Linked DNA regions of Mus musculus: region 1 is linked to region 2. A link is a loop called in an ENCODE intact Hi-C map of the cell type or tissue named here. Cell type or tissue: heart. All regions are shown on one strand. Links, peaks and the distances in the headings refer to the core of each region. The heading gives the core; the rest is flanking DNA.

Region 1 (6,235 bases), core at 350-5,349, 260 kb after region 2:
GACTTCCCACGGGACGTGGAAGACGCACTTTATGTGCTCACAGGTTTGATTATGAAATATGCTGGCTAAATCAGTTTAGAGGTTTATGGCCCAAGGCAGCAAGCCTTTTGTGTTTAATTGATTTCTGCCAACCCCATCCTCGGCTGTGCTGTTGTCAAGGCTCTGTGTATTCGCACTGTCAAGGCTGCTACCCCACATGTAAACACCATCTCCCAGGGATGGAAAACCTTCTCCTGCCAGAGGCACTGGGCCCCACCTTGCATGCAGCTTGCTTTTGTCTCTGGCTGGGGCCTGGCTCATCAGACACTAGACCCCAACCCTCTGCTCTCTCTGCTTTCTGCTTCTCTTTCTTTCTTCTCCTGTTAGCCTATGTTCTCATCTTTACCAAGGCATTTTTTTTTCTCTTAAAAAATTATTAGGCACGGTACGGTTTTACTCATCCACTTTCTGCCATGACAATCAATGTCTTAAACCAAAAATAAAGATTAGGCTATAAGCTTGGCTCCTAACTTCTCTCTGAATTGTCTTTAGATTACGGGACCATGCGGTGCATCACTCTGCAGCTTGGTACTATTATTCCCTCTGCTTGACGCATGGCTCTAATTATGGGATGCATAGCTGATCACACTGCCCACGCACTAATACGCCAGTTAATAAGCTCACAGCAAGAGCTGGGAAGATGGCTCGGTTGGCAAAGTGCTTGTCTTGCAAGAGCAAAACACAGGGAACTGAATTTGGAATCTGTTCGACGAGCCAGGTGTGACAGCACACATTTGTAATTCTGGTGTGGATGAGACGAGAGACAGAGGCGAGGTGCGGGTCGCCTCCCTCACAGATCACTGGCCAGCAAGTCTAGCTTACCTGATGAAGTTCCTGACCATGAGAGACTCCGTCTCAAACAAAGGTTGACGGTGTCAGAGGATTGACACCTGGGGCTGTTCTTTTACTGCCATATATGCACACTACACACTACACACACACACACACACACACACACACACACACACACACACACACACTCACAAGCTCACAGTAAAATGTCCCTCTGAATTCCTCCTACCTATATCCATGCACCGGCCAATCAGTGTCCCAGTGCCCAAAGAGACAGAAGAGGACATTGAATGCCTTGAAAATGAAGTTACAAGTAGTTGTGAGCCACCATGTGGGTGCAGGGGCTCTGCAAGCCCAGCAAATGTTCTTAACCCATGAGTCCTCGCTACAGACCAGTGTGCTCATTGTCACCCACATAGTGCAGACACATTAAGGTCAATGTATGTAGCTAGTACCACACTTTTCTTCCTGAGTCTACGTTGCTGGATGTTGCTTGACGGTATACTGTTCTTTCCAAGATGAGGTGCCTCTGTACACATCCTATTTGTGACTATCTCTGTGCTGACAAGTGATCATTAGGACTGAGACCCAAAATGTGATGCCCAATCCAAAAGCTATCCATATTCCAAGTTTAAAAGATGACGGTAAAGAGCCTAGCAGAAATATGAGTAAATCCTATGCCCAGGAGGCTCACCAGGAAAGGGTGCCCGTGGCTGGCACCCACTAATGAGTGTGCTATGCTGTGGAAGGACCAGTGCAGCGGGGTTGCCAGCAGTCCAGAGTAGCTGGCATGGGGCGCATGCCATCAGTCAAGGGCGGTAAGCAGCCACTTGGCTTAGTCTAAGAGAGCCCCCTTTTATCACCAAAAACTCGGCACCCCTGGGAACCTGTCAGAGAGCCATCAGCACTGCAGTGATCACCAAATCAAATCTGACACGGCCATGCTCTCTTCCTGCCCCACCCCAACCCCTACAGGCAGGAGATGTGTGTGCATGTGGCTCATATGGCCCTCACCCAATGTGTGGGCTAGACCTACAACAGAGCTGGCTGTCCCCAACAGTGGCAATAGTTTGAGCTTTGTGTCTGAATGGGAGGGACTCAGGAAACCTTCGAGAAAGTTCTGAGTTTTCATATTCAAGCATGTTCCTCCTGCCTTTGAGGACCAGTCCTTTTACAGGCAGCTGCTGCACTTTATCTGGGACATCTGTCTTGGGCACAGATATTGAATCCTTGTATCTTATTAGCTTACGCAGAAGTTATCTTTCCCTGCTGTTTCTCTGAGGGGCCTCCCTAGCCTGAGTGATCTTCCTCCAACAACAGAGGCTAAGTGCCAGGTCTTCCCTGCCTCTTGTCGTGAAGGCCAGGTAGGCCTGGCCTTGGGGAGCCCCAATGACAGGAGACACCTTCTGCTTACTGGAGCTCCTACCCACATCCTCTGTCCCGGTCTGAGTGCACTCACATTGAGTAAGAAGCATGCTAGCCCCCAATGTTCTGTGAAGAAAGAGGAGTGAGTTCCTCCTTCCCTTTCAGACTGAAGCCTAACTGGGCCGTAGTGTGTGTCCCCAGGCTGCTGACCCCTGGCATAGAGCAGGAATGATGTCATCCAGGGTGAGCAGACACCTGCGATAAGGTAGGCCACAGACTTCCCACATTCAACAGGAAAGCTTGCTCGTACGTCATAGAAAAGGCCTCAGGCCCAGAGCTGCTTTTTAGCATGTAGCAAAGGCTGTGAACCCCAGCCCTAACCCTGCAGGGCCCCGGAACATCTGTCATATGACTTCCAAGCCTGGAGCAAAAACAAAGTCAGGAGTTAAGCACAGCCATCAATATCTGACTGTGGGGAGCCAGGCCCACCCCAAGGTTCAAAGGACCCCTTCATGTTTTATCTGAAGTGTGTATGCTGCACATCAATCAAGCTCAGCCTGCAGATGCCCGGGTCATCCAATGGGCATTCAGTGAGGCCAGGTTTAGGACCTCCAGGCAGAAGTGTGCTGTACTGAATAGATGGAAGAGGTCTGTTTTGGGACACAGGGACCCCATCCCCTTCTGCCACAGACTACACTGCTTCAGCTCGAAGGTGTGGTGGTAGGGTTGGAGTCCTGAGATGGGCAGCCATGTTCTGCTCACAAACGAAAGAACTGGTCACAGGCCCACAGACTGTCTTCACGTCTCAGAGAGAACTGAGCCACCAGAACAGCGTGCTGGTGTCTGTCACTATTCTGGTGTCACCCACTGTTCTGTCAATGGAGCCTCTCAACGCAGGTCCAAGTCAGAGTCCCTCACATGGAGACTCAGTTCAGAGTGGTGACCGCTCTGCTTGGGTGAGGGGCTCTATCCATCCTAGCCATGACTTGTTCGTTTTCTCATTCAACAGTGCCACCTGGTGGTAATCTCATGCAACTACAGACAACCTGTCTTAAGTTTCCAAACCTGAAACTTTGGGTCCTTTTGGAGCCCAAAGCTCTTGCAAAAGGCATTTTGTTCGGCCTTGTTTCCATCACTGAGACAAATATAGGCACCCATGCTGAATGCTGCAATCAGGTGTTGATGTTGAGGCTGGAGAGACAGCTCAGTGGTTAAGAGCTGCTGCTGCCCCTCTTGTGAGGACATAAGGGGCACCTACCTTCAATTCCCAGCACCTACAAGGCAGTTAGTTCACAACCATCTGCAACCTCAGTTCCAGGGGGAGAAGACCCTGGGCACCAGCCATGCTCAGGGTGCACATACACACATGCAAGCAAAACAGTCACACACATAAAATAAATAAATCTAACTTAAAAAAAATAAGGCCTTGAAGTTCAGTCCACCATAAAGCTGGTCACAGATTTGGGGATGTGACTCAGTTGGTAGAGTGTCTGCCTAGCATTCCTGAAGTCCTGAGTTCTATCCCCAGCACTGCAAAAACAGGTGTGACAATGCACTCCTCCAGTCCCAGCACTCTGGGAGTGGAGGCAGGAGGACCAGGAGTTCTAGACCATTCTCAACTACATAGTGAGTGTGAGGCCAGCATGGTCTCCATGAGCCTCTGTCTTGAAAACATACACGCTCATATTGGTTCTGCATGCACATAAGACATTTGAACTCAGAAACGCACAAGAAAAATGGCCTGTGTCGGGCACCTGCTCAGTAGACAATGGAGACAGAAATCAGAAACCATCTTCGGTGGAAGCCTGTTTCTCTTACAGGCAGATAGCTTGTAAATCAGCCAGTGGTTTATCAGCACTGGACAATGCTGTGCTAAGGTCCTGATGAAGATGGCTCCTAAGTCTTGTCTTCTTATTCTCTACATCCAGAGTCGGACCCTGAGGCCAGAAGAGCTTTCAAAGACTCCTGCAGCTCAGCAGCCCATCTTTCCTGGTGATGCTGTGGGTTTCTGGTGTAGATGGTCACACAGGCCTGGACATACTTGGGACAGTCAAAAGCCAAGTGCAGCACCATTTCTCTTTGTATTTTTATGCTCACATGCACATACAGACACACAGACACATGGACACAGTCTCTCTCTGTCTCTGTCTCTGTCTCTCTGTCTCTCTCTCTCTCTCACACACACACAAGGAAGGCAGAGATCAACCTTGGGTATCATCCATCAGGTGCCATACAACCTGTGTTTTGTGACAAGAAGGCTCATGGGAAGTAGGGATCACTAACTAGGCTAGTCTGGCTAGTCAGCCTCAGCAATCTGCTTTGCTTCCTCAATGCTCTGACAGACACATGCCACTGTCACTATGCTCAGCTTTTCTATGGGCGTTGGGGGGTTGAACTCAGGTCTTCTTGCTTAGATAGCAAGCACTTCACTGAGTCATCTCCGTGGCTCATGGTTTGTTTTGTTTTTATTGGTATACATCTGTTGTACAAAGCAATGGGGTTCCTGTGACATTTTAATTCTAATTTATTAGCCACTTTGACTATAGTTGGCCCCATTACCCTCCCCTGACTCCTCTCAGTTTCACACCTGCCAAGTGCCATTCATCCCCCCAAATAATGGGACTCAAGCCAAATGGGCATCCAGGCCTTCTCCTGCAGCCTAGAGACCCAGCTGCAAGCTAAAGCAGGGGCTGCATTCTCTAGTGCATGCTGGGAGCTATTCTCTGCGATGTTTGCTACTTGAAAATTCAAGTGTCTTCCCAGGGGGATTGAGGTCTCCAGCTGAAAGGTGACCAGCTGCAAAGCTGCAGTTTAAGCCCCCAAATGAGGATGCCAGCGCTCTCCCAAACCCCGCAGGGTCTCATGCTGAAGTCCCAGCACTATTTGAACCAGGACTTTATGGGCAGATCTGTCCTGATTGCCAAGGGCGATGGAATCTCCAGGAGATGGAGTTGAGATCAGGCTGTACCCTGCTCTAAGACGCTCTATATTATGTAAACAGTGGCTTTCAGGCTGTCCTGCCCTGGGCAACTCCATTTCACAAAGTGGCATTTGGCTCCATTTTGAGTGCAAATGTAGAGTCAGGATGACTCTGCACTCCACTCTGTAAGTAGACACCACAACCTGTCCAGCACCAGCCTCGAAGCACAAACTGGCAACCTATTTTTGTAACTCTTTAAAGGGATTTTTTGTGTTTCCTCTTTAAGGGCTTCTAGCTGTTTATCTGAATTCTCCTGTATTTCTTTAAGGGAGCTATTTATGTCCTTCTTAATGTCCTCTATCATCATCATCATGAGAAGTGATTTTAGATCTGAATCTTGCTTTTCTGGTTTGTTGGGGGTATCCAAGACTTGTTATGGTGGGAGAATTAGGTTCTAATGATGCCAAGTAGCCTTGGTTTCTGTTGTTTATGTTCTTATGATTGCCTCCCACCCTCTGGTTATCTCTAGTGCTACCTGCCCTGGGTATGTCTGACTGGAGCCTGTCCTTCCTGTGATCCTGGTTGTGTCAGAACTCCTCTAAGTCAAGCTGTCTCTGTGATCCCGTGATTCTGGGATCCTAGGATCATGAGATCCTGGGTGTGTCTGAGCTTCTGGGAGTCAAGCTGCCTTTGAGACCTTGAGATCCTGGTGTGACCAAGCTCCTGGAATCCTGTGATCCTCTGATCCTGGGTGTGTTAGAGCACCTGGGAGTGGAGCTGCCTCTGGGTGTTGTGGGGCTGGCTATAGATTTTGCGCCCAAGGTCTGCTCAGGGCGCCGGCCCAGACCGGCAACCTATTTCTAAAGTACAAAGATGCCACACTGCAAACTTAGCAAAGCAGTCTGGGACCATGTGAGCACAGGGGCATAGTAAAAATCCCATTAGGAAAGCTGGGCCAAGGACTTATTGAACACACCAGGTTAATGACAGGGTACAATAGTCTCATCTGGACTCCATAAAAAAGAGGACACCTAACACTGGGATGGCAACAGCCTCACCAACCTGTAATCTCAGCACTCAGCAGCAAGGAAGGAAAAGAGAACGTTCCACTGTCCCAGG
Region 2 (6,235 bases), core at 730-5,729:
CCGCTTTAGAGGTTTAGTCTGCTACATCCAGATCCATAGGCAGCAGGAAGAGAAAGCCATTGGGCCTGGTTTGGGCCCTTGAAACCTCCAAAGCCCAGTGGCACACTTCCTCTGAACAAGGCCATGCCTCCTTATTGTTTCAAATAGTGCCACTCCTGGTGACCAAGTAGTCAAATCTATGAACCTATGGGTGCCATCAAGCTACTACACTCTTCTTCCCTCCAGGTTAATCTTATTTAGGCTAGTTGACCAAGGGCTGTAAGAAACATTAAGAAGTGAGTGTTCAGAAAAGCAGAATCATAAATTAGACATGGTGGTGCACTTATCATCCAACACTCAGGGGATGAAGGCAGGAAGATCAGAGATTAAAGGTCATCTTTATTACATAGCTAGTCTGAGGTCAGCATGGGCTACAAGAAACCATCTTCCTACACAAAAATCAGTTTTCTTGTACCCCACAATTTCAAGGCCAAAGTCAAGGTGCCCATGCCTGTAGAGCTGATTTCTCCTTAGGTTGTATATGGTTTATAGATGGCATCTCCAATCTTCTTTGAATGACACATTATGTCCTGTCCCTATCCAAGTCATACCCTGGTATTCATGTCCCCATCCTTGGATAGGAATGTGTCTATATCTACATGCTGATGATACCATTGTGCCCATGTTTCACATAGGTGACACCTCTGTGCCCATGTCCTATCCAGGTGACACCTTTGTGGCATTATCCCCTCCATATGACACCTACGCCCATGTCCCATCTAGGAGGCAGCTATGTTTGTGTCCTATCTTGGTAACACCTTTATGCTTAGGTCCTATCCAGGTGTTATCTCTATTCTTGCATTCTATCCAGGAGACACCCCTGTGCCCTTATCCATTCAAGATGACAACTCTGTTTTGTTGTCCTGTGGAATCCATGTGCCTATGTTTCATTCAGGAAACACCTCTGTGTACGTCCATTGGGACTCCTATGCCCATGCCCCATACAAATGACACCTTTGTACCCATGTCCCGTCCAAAAGATTCCTCTGTGTCTGTGTTCCATCTATGTGTCTATATGTCCCATCTATGTGTCCTATCTATGTGTCCCATCTATGTGTCTAGAAGGTCTAGAAGGTATCTCTTCTGTATATAGAAAGATCTCTATACCCATGTCCTTCCTGGGTAATACCTCTGAGCCTGCATCTTATTGAAGTGATATTCTGTGTCCATGTCCTATATAAGTAACACTCTTATACCTATGTTCTCTCCAGATTACAGACACCACTGGGCCCATGTTATATCCAGGTGGCACATCAGTGCCCATGTCCTGTTCAGGTAATACTCCTGTGTCCATATCCCATCTGTGTGACACTCCTGTGTCCATGCCCCACCTGTGTGACACTCCTGTGTCCATATCCCCTATGTGTGACACTCCTGTGTCCATGTCCCATCTATGTGACACTTCTGGGTGCATATCCCATCTATGTGACACTCCCATGTCCATGTCCCAGCTATGTCACTCTTTTGTGGTGTTGTTTTGTTTTGTTTTTTGAGACAGGGTTTCTCTGTGTAGCCTTGGCTGTCCTGGAACTCACTTTATAGACCAGGCTGGCCTCGAACTCAGAAATCTGCCTGCCTCTGCCTCCCAAGTGCTGGGACCAGCTATGTCACTCTTATGTACCAACTTATCTAAGTCAATATCATATTGTCATGTTAGCATCATCTACAAGCTTTTGTCCAGATACTAGGTGGCACCACCATGCTCACAGTGGTATAAAAGACACATTGTGTGGTTAGTTCTATATGGGGATGGTGTCCAGAAGGGGACAACGGGAGCTGGTTCCCAACTGAGAGGGCCATAGTGTGAGTTTAGGACATAAGTCTTGGCCATGAACTCAGAAGAGACTGAGGCTCCCCTGGATGTTTCACTTCCACTCTCTCTATGCTCATTCTTTAGGAACGTTACTAAGAAGGAATCTGAGAAAGCAGAGCTCTTTCTCCACCACTTGTCTAAGTTCCACAGCCAACAACAGGGCTCAGACTAGGCTCTCACTGGATACTAGCCCCCATTAGAGTACCATGCTTCAGTTAGGTTCTGTTTGCCCACCAGCTGCTAGCCATCACCTAGTCCTCAATGTCACGTACTATTACAATGGCCAAAACAGACTAGACTTGACCCCAAGAGCCCCCCTCCCCGCCAAAGCTTACTGCCCTCATTGTACTTTCTGCCCTGGCAGTCCCCAGATTGACAAAGGCATGCCTAACTTGTTTCTGGAAGAAGAGATCTAGCTCTATCCCATCGAAATGCAAATGAACCACTAGGAGTTTAGCCTGACCAAGGAAGCTTTCCTGCTCACTGTCCATTCAATGCAGTCAAAAGTGCTGTGACTATACAGGAGGAACATAGCAGTGCTGTGACCATACAGGAGGAACATAGCAGAGGCTAAAGGGCCATGGTGCCATGTAAGTGTGTTCTGTGCAGCAACTGATGACCAGACAGTACTGAGTCTGCCTGGAGCCTGAGTTAAAACCGAGAAAATAGCCATTGCCTACAGTTCCCGAATCACCACAAGGAAAGAAAAAGGTTGGTGAGAAAATAGAGATTCTATTTTCATGTCCGGGGGATGAGCGTGCAGGGCACTTACACCCAGGACTCAAAGGAACATGCTACATTCACACGAGCATCCAGGAGGCATAAGAATTCTGCAAGGAGACCATGCCCTATTCTTGGACGTCTGCTGAATCAGTTGTGGGGTTTATACGCGGGAGTTGCCGCGTGGTGGCAGCAAAATCGATTGCGCCAAACCTAAAGAGCCCCCCCACCCCTGGTATTGGAATTCACAAATGGCAATGCTGTGGGTCACCCAAGTTCAGTACCTCAGGGGGGTCACAAATGCCACTAGGGGGGCAGGACACATGCATTTTCTAGGCTGGTACCTCGTGGACTCGGACTCCCAAATCAACAAGGTCGGCTTACTCTCTGCAAAGAATCCTTTGTGTGTAAAGACCAGGGTTGCCGCACGGCGGCAGTGAAGTCTCGTACATCGCAGTCCTAAAACGGATTGCAACTGATTGAGTTTTCTCCCCTATCACCATCTATGATCCCATAGTCATGGGCTTCATGAGGCCAGGGGTTCATGCTAGTCCTTGATAAAACGTTCTCAAGAGCTATCTCAGGTATCTGACTTATAGGGTTCTGGGGCCATCAGCGCTATTGTGTGAAAATTGAAGTATAGCTACTATGTGTGGTGATCATGGAATGTATTGCAGTACCATAATGCAGACCCCACTAAGCATGGTCCTCAAATTCTGCACATCTATGAGGACACCTGACCTCCCTACCCAAAGAATCACTTAAGGAACCGCCAACAAGAAAGTCTGGTGATTTGCGCTTTCGTATTCTAATTGGGGCGTTCAGATGCTAATGATCTCCGGCTCAGGGCTGCAAACAATTCTGAAACTGCATTCTCTCTCAATGGGGCTCAGCTGCCAGCTTGGCAGCTGAGGAATCCTACATCAAGCCTTGGGTGTCAGCCCAAAATCAATTGAAGAGGTGGTAGGACCCCTGGCTGGTTTGTGGCAGATAATCGTACTTATGGCAAAGTTGGGGTTCACCTGTTTTGCACTGTCCCGGAGAGCCTTGTTAAAAGCAGAAGGCAGGACACCTATGCCCTTCCGGAATGGTCTCCTTTGGTCTCAGACCCCATAAACCAGTGCATGTGGTTCGATGCCAGAAAGCACAAAAGCCGTTGTGAGTGGAAAGACCAAATTGCTGCGCTGGTGACTGTCATCTTAAACATTATGTTCCAGAGACAGCCAAAGTTAAGGTTTGCCCATGACAATGTCCAAGGGCCAAAGTTCGGGTTCGCCCACAGCAATGTCCGAAGCCGCTATGCCTCAGTGGTCGATATGGTTTATAAGAGGTTGGAACACTTGTGTTTCTGGAGGGGGTCCCTTTGGTCACTGAACCCCAAAACCAGCCAGTGTGGCTCACTATAGGAAGGCATAGAAGCTGTTATGTGCAACAAGGGAACGGATGCTACCGCGCGGTGGCAGCATACTCCTATATATCGTGGCCCAAATGCTGCCAACTTGGGGGGAGCGATTCATTCCCAGCAATATCCCAGGGTCACCCAAATAGGGATTCATAGGGGTGGTAAGATGTGTGCACCTCTGGAATGGTTCCCTTACACACTGAACCAGAGAACTTGACTCATTCCCTACACAGCCCGAGATCGTCAGTGGCTGGTAAGACCGAAGTTGCCGAGCAGCGACCAGTGCAGTCCCACATACTTTATCATAGAGGTGACCAAAATTGCGGTTCACCTATGGCAAACTCATGGGTCACTCAGGCATAGCATTCAATGATTCATAAGGGTCATGGGGTGGTACAACACACATTTCTTGGGTAGCTCCTTCAGTCTTGCGCCCTTCACGATCGATCGGTTCACTCTCCACGCTGTGCAGATTTGGCTATAGCTAAATGGACAGACGATGCCGCGTGGTGGCAGTACAATACTACATATTGCTCGGCAGACGCGGCATAGGTTGGGGTCCGCTGTGACAAAGCTTTGAGTACCCCAGGTTCAACAAAGGGATCAGGCATTTGTGCACTTACGGAATGGTCCCCTTCTGCCTTGGGACTCCTCAAGCTAGCCAGATCTGTTCAATCCAAACTCAATACAGAATCGGTTATAGGCGGGAGACATAGAAACTGCCGCGTGCGTGCGTCCACCGAAACCCCATAGCCATAAAAGCAGAGGCTGGGGTTCAACCATTGCAATGTCCCAGGTAACCTAGGAACTGTAGCAAGAAGTTGCAAAGCTGAGATTAGAGACTAGGAGAAGTCAGGGATCCGCTTAGTTTGAAGTGAAGCAGGAGGGTGGGTAGCAAGAGGGAGCATAGCGGGTGTGGCATGGTGGGGTTGTATAGCGTGGGTTATAGCGAGGGGGTATAATGGGGAGGTATAGTGGAAGTATAGTGGGAGGTATAGTAGGGGTATAGCGGGGGATATAGAGGGAGTTATAGTGGGGGTATAGCGGGGGCATAGCGGGGGCATAATGGGGGACATAGTGGGGGGCATGGCAGGAGGGGCATAGTGGGGGTATAATGGGGGTGTAGTGGGGCGGTATAGTGTGGGTATAGTGGGGGACATAGCGGGGGTATAGTGGGGGTATAGCAGGGAGGGTATAGTGGGGGTATAGCAGAGAGTATGGGGGCCATAGGGGAAGTATGGTGGGGGGTATGGCAAGGGGTATGGTGGGGAGGATGACAGGGGGGATATAGCAGGGGTGTAGTGGGGAGGATATAGTGGGAAGTATAGGGGAGTATAGCAAGGGTGATGTGGGGGGTGATGGGAGACAGAGACCAACTGCCACCACACCAGTGAATAGCTTACATGTGATGGCCAACCCTCGGCCTTTAGTCTGCTGATGCTGCCAGGGTTCTTGAGGCTCATTAGAAGATGGGGTCATTCTTTTCCATCTTATATACCGATCTCTGAAAAGGATCATTTGTTTAAGAGCGCAGAGATAGCCACAACCACCACAAGGTGACAGCACAGACACACATTACAGCGCCAAGATAATAGAGGCTGGGGTCTATTTATGACCAAATTGGAGGTGTCCGTCAGTATCATAACTTAGGGTCCACCCACAGCAATGACCAGGGCTTTTCACAGAGTAAAAATGAAGGATCACTAGGAGCCAGAAATGAGTACTCAGCTGACATGCAGCCACTAGGCTGAGGATCTGCCAAGGTGCTATTGCACCTCACATAGGTGAGAACCACTGCTGAGTGGTCATGACTGGTCAGCCCTTGAGTCCTCCTCCCATCTGGAGCTCCGGTCACTTCCATCTAGAGCTGCTCTACTCTCTGGTGCCCTGATTTGTGGATGCTGACTCTGTGGATTTCAGCTGCATAACTTTCAACAGAAGCTAAGAGCAATGGTATACGCACGCACGTGGCTGGAGGGACAGGGCATCTCTCCTGTCCCCATTCTATCACTGATAGTAGTACTTCAGTAGGATAGGGAGACCATACTGTGCCTCCGGTTGACTGGGGTGACCAAGACCAGACTGTAAGATAACTAATAAAACTCATCGCAAGAGAGTCCTGACAAACGTGACGACTCACCCAGAAAAGGGACGGTGAGGAGTGCCCAAATTAGCTACTACCTTGTTGAAACCACTGCGGCCAGATAAGGTCAGTCAAGCAGACTAGGACAAAGGCTGGGGGTTAGCCACTCGTAGGCTGT

What was found. Peaks named below come from ENCODE experiments on the same cell type or tissue, not always from the same donor. Only the 100,000 strongest peaks of a DNase experiment are listed, where the experiment ranks them.
Region 1: a loop joins it to region 2, with 8 times the contacts of the local background. A loop is called at or near these places in 15 of 42 quality-filtered maps.

Annotation. Positions count from the first base shown.
Region 1 is chr7:142,313,695-142,319,929 of GRCm38, reverse strand. No RefSeq gene overlaps it. Among named protein-coding and RNA genes, the nearest start is that of Krtap5-4, 13 kb to the right of the region's middle. In heart, for the core only: CTCF peaks have their summits at 3,023 and 3,224 (motif pointing left); no DNase peak of the experiment used is centred there; H3K27ac peaks cover 3,861 bases.
Region 2 is chr7:142,578,564-142,584,798 of GRCm38, reverse strand. No RefSeq gene overlaps it. Among named protein-coding and RNA genes, the nearest start is that of H19, 3.5 kb to the right of the region's middle. In heart, for the core only: CTCF peaks have their summits at 2,765, 2,966, 3,990 and 4,477; a DNase peak (open chromatin) is centred at 4,045; H3K4me3 peaks cover 1,502 bases; H3K27ac peaks cover 2,051 bases.